Linked DNA regions of Homo sapiens: region 1 is linked to region 2. A link is a loop called in an ENCODE intact Hi-C map of the cell type or tissue named here. Cell type or tissue: gastrocnemius medialis. All regions are shown on one strand. Each heading gives the region's core, and the rest is flanking DNA. Links, peaks and the distances in the headings are about the cores only.

Region 1 (4,000 bases), core at 1-4,000, 140 kb before region 2:
GAAATCTGCTGTCATTAAACATCAATCTCTATTTGTCCTGTAAGCACTGACAAATCTTTTTCTTACCTTTAATTCAGAGACTATGTAAAGTCAAGAGGAAATAACTGGGCAGAAAAAAGGGGTTGTTAAATTTCTATATCTTGATAGGGGCTTAGGTTATACAGATTTATCATTTGTTAAAACTCAGTTAAGAAGCACTTAAGATTTGGACCCTTCACTGTATATAAATTTACATCAAAAGAAAAACACTTAACAAATATTGAGCTCCAGGTAATAATATGCAAGCTGGAAGTATTTAGGGGAAATTTTACTGACATCTGCAATTCACAGTCAAATGCATTAAAAAGATGACTCGATACATGGATAGAGGGGTTAATATTTGGGTAGACGTGTGACTGAACAAGTTTATTAAAATGTTATAGAATCCAGGAGGTGGATATACAGGTGTTCTCTTGAAATTCCTTCCATGTCAGTATAAGTTTGAAAATGTTCATCATAAAATGTTAAAATAAAACTGGGGGAGGGGGTCAGTGTTAATATAAATCTCAGACCTGAGTGTAAGTCTTTAAAAAGGGTTCCCATTTAAACTGTATTATTAAACCTGGCCCTCAAGCTTTGTAGGCTTCTAAACATGAACGAGGTTGTTTTGGTGGTAGCCATACCTTTGGTGACAGACATTTGTTTCAAAAGTTATGATATTAGAAAGAACTAATGGAGATCACTCAAAAGGCAAGTATGGGGGTTTGGGAGTTAGGGAGCTCAACCATACCAGGAGAAGATACTAATACATGTGCCTATTTATGCTGATGCTTCTAAAGAAACGGTGATTCTCAGAGCAGGAGGAGGAAAAGGAAGCAAATCAGAATCACACCTGGGGGACTTTTTGAAATTATAAAGTACCCCTGGAGATTCTGATAAGCTCCCAAATCCCAGGAAAAAAATCACTGTCAAGCGTGCCACTGCTACTGTTGTATCTCTTATGTTGTGCTAGGTGGAGAAAAATCAAGGGCTATTGGTACAGATAAAATATTTGTTTCTGCAGAAATTGAGGTGATGGTCACATATGCCCAAGTCTCAGTCTGGTAGATGATAATAACATGACTCACCTGATAATATCACGCTGAAGTACTAAGACTCTAGGCTTAAGCAAAACTGCTCAAATCAAGACATGTTTAAGCAAGTGATAAGATATGTTTTCCTCTCAGACATTTAACTTACTGTCATATATTCAGCATAATTGGGAAAACAATGAATAAAAAAACATTGATTTTAGATCTAAATTTAGTCTTTGTATTATAAAGATTCATATAAAAAATTAGATGACATTTAATTAACAGAAAGCAGCAAAATAAACAGTGCTGCCAGAGTCATGAAAATACCCCTCCCACATAAACCTGAGGAAGGCAGGAAAGATTAAACCACGTAAGATTTAGTTGAGGGCCTTGCTGAGCCTCATAAATAGTAACTTGAGGAGGAACGTAACAGGTGTCTCCAGTTACAGGGACACAATGACCAAGCTGACCATACAAAACACTCAAGCCAGACAGAACATTTCTAGAGCTAAGCTTTCTAAATCAACAAATCACAAGTTATTCAGTTATTGGTTCAACGATATAAGTGTGTAGATAGCAAAATGATGATGAGGAAGAAAATAGTAAGATGAAAACTCAAAATCTGGAATTTGGCCCAGAAGAGGAAAAATAACACTAAAACAAGTATTCAATCTCTGTGATCTTCAGAATGAATATACCAACTAATTTTATGATAAAGAAAGCAGAAATCACATATGGAATAATTTAAAGGAAAATGTACTAAGGAAATTAGAAGATTCTCAATCACTGAAGAAAACAAAATAATTTTCCCTAGTCACTATGCCCTTCTGAGCTTTCTCAAACACATTAGTTCAAATGCTACCTCATCCATAAAACCATTTCAAATGCTTCCCACTCATTTTTCTTGGGTGAAAAACACTCTACTAGTTCTAAACACCATTAGCAGGCAAATAACTTCAAATCTATAGTTTTAGGCTCTGACTTCTGTTAAGTTCTGTATCCATATTTGTAATTGTCTATTATCTACTACTTTCTGGATAGACTCCAAGCTCCCTTTTAATAAATACTTAATTGAAAAACAAAAATTGTATATAGTCAATGTGTATAATGTAATGACTTGATATACACTGTGTAATGATTACCACAAATGAATTAACACATCTATTGCCACCCATCATTACCATCTGTGGGTGTCATGAGGAACTTAATACCTGCTCTTACCAAATCTCAAGGAAATAATATAGTATTATTAGCCAAGCATTTTTTAAAACTAGCATGCTGCAAACTGAGTTTATCATGGCTCCTCACCTGCTCCCACTCCCTTGGAATCCCTATGTCAGGCAATGGCATAATCAGCAGTTTTCCTACCTCAAATCTCTTTTTATATCTAGTCTGCTATAACATTTTGATTCCGCTTTATAAATACTTCCTGAAACTAGCCTCTTCTCTCCGTCTCCACTGATACTGCCTTAGACTCTTACAATGTCTAATATGATAATGACCTGCTAGCAAATTGGTAGTTCATTTGTTCAACATAAATGTATAGCATAACAACCATGTGCCAAGCACTGTTCTAAGAGGTAAGAATAAAAATGTTTTGCCCTAAAGGACAAGATTCAGACAGAGACAATTTTTGAAGATTCAGGCAGAGACAATTTTAAGACAATAGCAAAGTCCAGTGATAAAAGATAAGGATAGGGAATTACACAGTACTAGAAGAGGTACCTAACTCATCTTATGGTGGAGGGGTGGAGTATCAGGGAATGCTCTTTGGAGGAAGTGACACATTTGTTGCTTTTAAAGGATAACATACAGTTAAGCAAGCAAATAAGGATACAGTTATCTCAGGTAGAAGGGCAGAATTTGCGGGGTTACAAAGGCAAGTAAGAGAACAGCAGGTACAGAGACCCATGAACAGATCAGTATTATGTGACAATAAAATGAAAAGCAAGTAGGGAAGAGAGATGAGCCTAGACAGGGAGACAGAGGCCAGATTACAGAGTCTCACCCGTCATATGTCATGTAAAAAGGTCTTACACTTTATTCTGAGATTATATAAAGGCACTGAAGCTTTTTAAATAAGGAGGGGGCCAGATCTGCATACCGAACAGATCTCAATGTGCAATTATCTTATAAATTTAGTTGTTCTGTAATGTCCCCCAGTAGACTGTAAGTTCCTTAGAACAAAGACCCTGATTGTCTTATTCTCTGCTGTATCCCCAGTGCCTGGCAAAAAGAAAACAAATAATACTTGTTGCATGGATGGGTGAATGGATGGATGGTTAATGAAGTATTCCGTACTTTGTGAATAGTGTAGAGACAGGAAAAAAACGATACAGAATCTCTGATTTAGGAGGAAAAGAATCACTTTCCATCACAGTGCTTCTTCCAAATCATTGCCAGAATTACTAACTTAAAGTAGCAAATTTAATCTTGTTACCTCTGATTATAGTCCAAATTCCTTATTAGCATAGCACAGAAGAATCTTCACAATAGGTCTCCCCCACCACTGGATTCCAAGGTCTCCAATTATATTAATAGTTATTGTTAGCTAACATAGCTAGCACTTACAATGTGTAACAAATGGTTCTACAAGTTTTGTCTATTTAGTTAATACTTATAATAACCCTATGAAGTAGGTGTAGTCAATTGTCCAAGTTTCTAGATAAAGAAACTGGGTCACAGAGAGTTAAACAATTGCTCAAGTACACACAGCTAGTGACAAAGTCAGGATCCAAATCCAATCTATCTAACTTTAGAGCTGTACTCTTTACTGAAGTCTCCTTGTATACAAGGGCAAGGTCCATGTTTCATTCACTTCTTTATCCCCATAACAACTAGCACGGGGGTTGGCAGACGTTAAGTATCCAGAATATGACCACTACCATTTTGCAAGCAGGCCATGCTAAAATCAGTGCTTCAGCAATGACAAATGGTATTAACAGTCA
Region 2 (8,006 bases), core at 2,115-6,114:
TAATTTTTGTATTTTTTTTGTAGAAATACAGTTTTGCTGTGTCACCCATTTCAGCTACTTGGGAGGCTGAGGTTTCAAACTCCTGAGCTCAAGCAATCCACCTGCCTCGGCTTCCCCAAGTGCTGGGATTACAGGCCTGAGCCACTGCACCTGGCCAATGAAACTTTTTTTTTTTTTTGAGACAGTCTCACTCTGTTTCTCTGACTAGAGTGCAGTGGTGCCATCTAAGCTCACTGCAACCTCCGCCTTCCAGGATCAAGGGATGCCTGTGCCTTAGCCTATAGAGTAATGGGGATTACAGGCCCGTGCCACCATGCTTGGCTAACAATAAAACTCTTAAATCAAAAGAATATATGTGTTTATCCTATGCAGTAGAAAAATTAAGCTAACCTACTCTGCAGCCCATCTTAGGGGAAGAACTCCAAAAGATGTGAGCAGTGTGCTTTTAAAAAGAAAAAATGCAGGCTGAATGTCTACATGGTCTTCAAAAAGAAAGAAGGATGCAATGAAAAGCCTACATTGTCTTAAGAACAGCTTTGGGGATATGACTGTTAGGAAGGCCAGAACGTTCCTGAGAATAGGCAATACAGTAAACTTCACAAGGGAAGGGACTAGGTTCTCAGTAAATGTGGGTTGAATGACCTGAAAAATGAGTATTTGTCACTACACTAAATGTTATCAGGCCTTTGTGATGTTTGATGTAAGTTTGCATTTTAGGTGTTTTTCTCTTCCCTTTCCTATACAAACTGTCATTTGTATGTCTAATAGCAACCCCACCAAACATAGTCTTTGCAGAAGTTGATAACATTCCTTGTATCTTCTAAGGGGGTGGTTCTAATATGCTGAGCTTGCTAGAATTATTTTTAAAATGAGGATGAATATGTTCTAAGTGATGATCTCAGGGATTCCCCTATGTATGAAGCATGTCAATATTATCATATAGATCTTATAACTTCCATCTTGACTGCTCTTCTGTTGAGTTCTTGGCTCTGCTGTGCTGCAGATTACACAGGCTTCCAGATAAGTCACCTCCAGTGAGATGTAATGTTACTGGGACGACTTTTAACGTTCAACCAATGGTACTTGTCTATAATCCACAAAACTGTCATTTAAATGACTTTTTAAATGGCAAAATACCCTGAAAATGACAATTCTGTACCCAAGCTGAAGAGCACCTTCTAGACCCTTACCACATATATCTATTTTTATCCTCTCCCTTGAGACTCCAGTTGGCCCTCCTTCTTTATTCCATTTTCTTCTATTTTTTCCGCAATTCCACTTTAGCTTACTCTTCTGTCTTTGGATGTTCAAGAGATATTTACTGTATTTTCTAATCAGAAGGAAATGGGCTTAACTAAGAAAATACAAAGTTTATTTTTTTCCATAATCTCTCGAAAATATGATCTTAAGGAACAATTTCCATCTTGCATTACAGAAAATGATAATGCAAGTTAATCAAGGTGAAAGGGATTATAAAATATTATCTTCCATGATTATACTTGATGAAGCAATTGTTCCTTTATGACATTTTAACTAGGACTAAATCTGCTAAAAAGTATATCTAATAGCCTATTTCTTCATGTTTCTGATGCATGCATTATTGCTTCTACTTTTATTAATACAACTGAATCTATGAAACACTGCTTTTTCTATGATTTGCTCAATGTAATACATTTAATAAAGCAAACATTTTAAAGGCTACTTTCAGCAAACTATTTCACAAGAGAAATATCCCAAGCACACTAAAAAATAAATCAAATTAAATCATGATTGGAATTGTTGGAATCATTTATTTGGGGAATGACTCTTTTATTCAATTTTTACACTTTTGATGTACCTAAAAGCAAAATTACATATCATAAATTTAAGCAATGTGCTTGATAAAACCTAGAATGTGTCACCAATAAACAATATGAAAAATTTAAGTTTTAAGATTAACTTCAAATAAGTTCTTCCCAAACACTGAAAAATAACATTGCACTCACTGGGATAAGTATAAAATGAGTATTTTTCCAAATATAAGCGATGTCACCTGATGCAATTCTCTGGCTCACTCACTGTAACTTCCTACCTCTACCATAACAGACTCCATCAGGATGGATGTCTTCCAATTCTGAACTGTACAGAAGGCAAAATATTTATGAAAAACATTAGCATCATTCATAAGAATTAACATTCATCAATTAAAATTTGAACCCAGACCTGAAAAAAAAAATTGTTGATTAAAAAAATTGTTAAAAACACCTCAAGTTCCTACACAAAAAAAGCAAGATTATAAAACTCAAGTATGGTATAACAACTATTCCAAAATGGATGCTGTTCTCAGTTTTAGTATAGACTTAAAAGAAAAAATGAATAGTCCATTGGCTCTTTCCAGCTCTCATCCAACATCTGTTCATAGCAGCTACAACCAGGTTATTTGCAGCCATGCAGTTATTTTCAGGCTAAGAATAAACCTGTCCATGCTGTTCTGAGAACTGTTACCCAGGCATTTTTTGTTAGACAACATAAAGACCATCTATTTTACCTTCCTTATATTCAAAAACAAGGAAACTGAGGCTCAGAGAGATTTAGTGCCTGGCCCTCCCAATTCAAGCAATTCATACTAGCACTAAGCAAGACCTAAAACCAAGTTTTCTCAATTGTTTCTACGAATATGGGTCAACTCTGAGGATCAGAACCACTGACTGTTTTCCTGGGATGGAATGGGCCTTTGGAAATTTACCAGCTGTGTGATCCTGAGCAAATTACAACTTTTCCAAGTCCCCTTTTCCTCTTCTACAAAATGCAGAGAGTACCTACTACTCTAACAAGGTTGTGAGGATTATGTTCGGCTTGTAAAGTGCTTAGCACAGTGATTAGGAAATTTTAAGCATTCGAAAACAGGTAGCTATTATTTTTACTCCCAACCTGAAAACATGGCTGCTCCTAATCATGGCTGTATGAGAAGACAACGAACTGAATTCATTAACACAATGGACAGGGTCCCATCCACCAGAGCTTCTCTGGCCTACCACATTCTACAAACAGTAAAAAACCCCATCAAACAACCTATTTCATTCCATCTAAAATGATCATCCCTTACACTATTAAAAAAAATTGAAATTGCTGCCATATGTGTTCTGCTACGTGTTGTACACTGAATATGTCAACTAGAAACTGCAGAGGAGTTTCTGGTTCCACCCAAAACATGAAGAACAAACGACGGGAAAACAAGAGTTAGATAAGGTCACACACCTGAACTGGAACTCAGGACCTTATTCTCAGCACATTTAGTTATTGATGGTAGAAAGCAAGATGCTTTAAGCACCATAAAGCAGGAATAATGGCTACCTCAACAAAATAAAATTCCCTAGGTTTCTCAACAAAATAGAATCCGTTTACTTTCCCTAGTAAATTCATACGCACATGGGCAATAATTGAGCATCTTTCTTGTAAAACTGAGGATTAAGCTGTGTCTGAGCTGCGATGTATGCTAAGATCATACAAATCTATGAAAAAGTCCTATGAAATGGCGAGACAAAATGATGGGGAATATCACCTTGAAATCAATAAGGAAGGAATCATAATGTCTTGCCAAAGTCGTCTCCGTTGATAAAATCCCGACCCTCCATTTCATGACACTGCACATCCACTTCCCTCTAAGGAAATTAACAGGAATCACCGCAGCAACCAACCTCAGCAATCAGCATCGACCAGATCAACCCCTACTCAAATGGCGATAAGCACTGCGGGTCCCAGCCCCTCCCTGTAACTGCCAACTCCCGCGCTGACTCCGGACTACCTCACTTCCTTTCAGTTCTCCCTCCCACTCTCGACCCACGATGTTTGTCCCAAAACTCGCCACTGACAGAAAAAACAGAAACAAGACAGTCTTCCTAAACTTTGTCCAGGAAGCACCAGGCTACACATACCCGTCCCTATTACGATCACATCAAACTCCGAAGGGAGAGTATCCGCCATCTTGACGGGAAACGTGTCATGTGACTATTACTTGTGGAAATGAGATCAAGTTAGGCATTCCCTCCGTGGAAGGCGGAAAAGAAAACAGTGCATTCTGGGTGTTGTAGTTCTTGGGTGGAAGGTCCAGGCAGGCGACTACAGTATTATATTTAAAATGTTTACACGTAAGTTAAAAGCTCGACTCATTTTCCAGGCTGAATGCTGTAGCTCATTTAGCCTGGAGGGTTGAAGTAGGAAAGAAATGTAGATTTTTATTCCGTTAGCTAGGATGAATGTGGGAGACTTGGATACCCCTTGACAATACTGAAGCAAAATTGTTAGGAGACACGGAGAGCGGAGTGAAATTGAAGGCGGTTTGCTCTGTGAACAAAGGAGACTTTCATTCCAGCCTAAAAAACTGTTTCCCGCCATCGTTTCTGTACTTTCGTGTTGGCCCTCGAGGCATGGTTTTTCACACCAATACTTTCAGAATATATTCCATATCTTTTTCGTTTCCATGTCTCCTCGATGAAAACCCACAAAAAACCTCTCACCCTAGTTTCGCCAGAATGGAACTCCCACCGCGTCCGTATTTGTTCCAGTTAGTCCAGACAGCCACTCGGGCAATAAATTAGCCTTGCTTTACAGGAGGGAAAAAATATATGAAAGCATGGTTGCGCTGGATAAGCGTCTGTTGAGTCTGAATTCGATTTTCCGCACCAACTAGATAAGTTCATGTAAGATTCTCCTTAGTTTACATTTAGTTTCCAATCTATTAGTTTCCATAAGCTACCGTAGAAATAATTAAGGTAAAATGGTCTTTATATTAAAGTGATTGTATCTGATGAGGGGCTTTAGGTCGTCTATGTCTAACAGCTAACATAGCTCTCATAAGTATCTTCAAGGTCTGTCGCCTCCCACCGCTTCCCTCCAACCGCCCCCCACCCTGCCCCCGATTATTTAATACTCCGCTGTCTGACAACACCAAAGCAAAAGGGGAAGGATGCTGGGAATGAAGGAGGATACTTTTTTGACGACAGAAATTTCTTGTGTAGTTATTTTACAAGAGTTTCAAAATAAATCAAAGATAATGTGCAGTAGTGGGCCTTCCCTGACACCACCTATCCGCTAAGATGCTTGTGGTTCCCCAGACATTGTTTTCTTTCCAGTCTCTGACCACGCTCATGCTGTTCTTTCAGCATGGAATGATCTTCCCATTCTCTAGCTAACAGTTATTCCCAGGATGTCGCTGGGCTTCCACCTCCTCCTCCTTTCGTCTCCGTGTGTGGGCTGTTTCCCTACATGGTGCTAGACTTTGTCTTAACCCGCCATACTGCATTTATGACGATTCCTATAGAGTACACATATCCCCATATATCCACACAAAAATACACACCCAGACATGCAATACCATAATTATAAACCCCTGTACAGCATGACAGACACCAAGTCTCATTTATCTTTTTCACTCCTGCACCTAACCTAAGCCCGGTGCATAGTAGGAATTTAATAAATGTTTGCTAAACCAAACTTGATTTTGACTCCCCTAATAGATGGATGAGACGAGTCCCTGTCCTCATAGTGCTTACCATCTTTGCCTTTATATCTGCCCACCACTATCATGTGTCTTATATTTAGAAGATGTTCAGTGTCCATTAATTGTAAATATTTACATGAAAATGCTTTAAAATGTATTTTGATACGCTTTTTACTGCATTTCTCTTGCATTTTACCATAATCATTAGCAACATTGTACATGTTTCATTACTTTCTTTTATAGATCATCCAGTTGTATTACACAACTCTCTTAAGATATGGTCTTTGATTAGTATTTTCTGTAAAACAGATTCCCCTGAGAAGTATAATGTACTGTTCAGTAAACCACTTTGTCATTTGCCTTGGTATGTAAAGCAAGTTTTTAGTATTATCAGAAGTGAAACAGATATTATTTGTGAGACTCTTGATAAGACAGTAGAAAATGGAAACAAATGGATTTCTCAGAGTAAACACAGAAAACTTTCCAAAATCTTCTCTAATAATGAGAAGCCACAGATGGATGGTTAAAAACCTGATAAATAAAAGTATTTCTACCATACTTTGGATATATATTTATATACATTTGTTCATGTATACGAGATATATAAACTACATACATATACTTTTCAATATGAGTATCACTGACCTTCTAGGGATTCAGAAATTTTCTGACAATCACACCATGAAGATGCAATTCATTAATTTGTTTATTCCTCAAATATTCATTCAGCACCTACTATGTGCAAGACACTATTTTGGATGCTGAGATTAGAGCAATGAACAAAACAGACAACAACCCCTGTCTTCATGAAGTTTACATTTAGTAGGGTAAAACAAAATAAACAAGTAATTACTCTGTAGCATAGATTTTCCAATCTGTGCTGCCCTTAGTTTGAAACCTTCTTTTTTTCCCCTAAGGATAGAAAGCACAATCCTCAGAAGGATAATATTACCAACTTATATTTTGCTGTTCTTTCTCTAAAGTTATTATGGGACTTATTCATGCCCTTTTCTGGGCATGGAAAAGATTACTACATTAGGAAAATTTCAATCTTGTGCATGGAGAAAATGCTCCAAATACCTTTTATTTCAAATGTATTTTTGTAGACTTTATGCAAAGTAAAGATGAATATAGGAGTTAATAATTGCAGTAAAAAAAGCGTAAAGCAAAACAGCTGAATTGCATCTATTCTGTTATTCTAAGGACATCTTTTTTTTTTTTTTTTTTTTTTTTTGAGACGGAGTCTCTCTCTGTCGCCCAGGCTGGAGTGCAGTGGCGCCATCTCCGCTCACTGCAAGCTCCGCCTCCCGGGTTCACGCCATTCTCCTGCCTCAGCCTCCCGAGTTGCGGGGACTACAGGCGCCCGCCACCACACACGGCTAATTTTTTGTATTTTTAGTAGAGACGGGGTTTCACCATGTTAGCCAAGATGGTCTCCATCTCCTGACCTCGTGATCCGCCCGCCTTGACCTCCCAAAGTGCTGGGATTACAGGCGTGAGCCACCCCACTGGGCCAAAGACTATGTACATTGGAGATAGTCATCTTGCATAATATGTCTCAGAGATTCTCTGAATTTCTTGAATTTGCATGTCGACCTCTCTTGCAAGGTTGGGGAATTTTTCATGTATTATATCCTGAAATATGTTTTTCAACTTGCTTACTGTCACTTCTTTTCTCTCAGGAATGCCAATGAGTTGTAGGTTTGATCATTTTACATAATCCCATATCTCTCCGAGGCTTCATTCATTTTTTGAAACTCCTTTTTCTTTTTCTTTGTCTGTGTAGGTTGATTAGAATAACCAGTCTTCAAGCACCAAAATTCTTTCCTCTGCTTTGTCTAGTCTGTTGTTAAGGCATTCAACTGTATTTTGAAATTCCTATAGTGAATTTTCCAATTTCAGAAGTTCAGTTTGGTTATTTATTAATATGACTGCTTCATCTGTCAAGTCTTGGATCGTTTTTCTGGCTTCCTTGGATTGAATTTCAAGGATGCTTACTGAGCATCCTTGACATCCAGTTTCTGAATTCTTTGTCTCATTTCAGACATTTCAATTGAAAAGAGATTCTTAGAAAATAGTTGTGTTTGTATGAATGTGTATCTCTTAACACTATGAAAAATAAGCAATAATAATTCAGGAAGTAGATTATTACATCTTATTATAAGTTCCAGACTTATAAAGAATTTTTTTCAATTCAGAACTAGTATTAAAGCTAATTTTGAATTAAAAAATGTGTCTCCAAGCCTGTAGTTGTAGTGGTGGTAAAAATTTACCAGTACCAATACTCTGGACAATAAAACAGAGCTAAAAGTAAAGAAAGTCCAGTCTACTGGAGAATATCCTCAAATTACATGAACTAGTGCTGTTGTGAGTATACAACCCCCTTGAGGAGTTTCACAATATATCCAGATGAAGTTAACTTAAAGTTTTCCATTTCAAATGTGTATAAATACTATTCTATCATACCATTTTTGTTTATAAAATTGAGGTCTTTGAGTTCATGTTCAATTCCATCTTTAAAAGATAA

Evidence for each region. A loop is a pair of places that touch in the nucleus more often than their neighbours do. Peaks named below come from ENCODE experiments on the same cell type or tissue, not always from the same donor. Only the 100,000 strongest peaks of a DNase experiment are listed, where the experiment ranks them.
Region 1: a loop joins it to region 2, with 2.4 times the contacts of the local background. A loop is called at or near these places in 1 of 110 quality-filtered maps.

What each region holds. Positions count from the first base shown.
Region 1 is chrX:85,902,785-85,906,784 of GRCh38, forward strand. All of the region lies in intron 9 of CHM (CHM Rab escort protein), which reads right to left. It overlaps MIR361 (microRNA 361), which reads right to left and starts at 923; the gene lies at 852-923. In gastrocnemius medialis, for the core only: no CTCF peak of the experiment used is centred there; no DNase peak of the experiment used is centred there; H3K27ac peaks cover 2,463 bases.
Region 2 is chrX:86,043,570-86,051,575 of GRCh38, forward strand. CHM (CHM Rab escort protein) reads right to left here and starts at 3,989. Exons shown (of 15, transcript NM_000390.4): 1 at 3,915-3,989. The coding sequence starts at 3,963. In gastrocnemius medialis, for the core only: no CTCF peak of the experiment used is centred there; a DNase peak (open chromatin) is centred at 3,972; H3K4me3 peaks cover 2,204 bases; H3K27ac peaks cover 1,580 bases.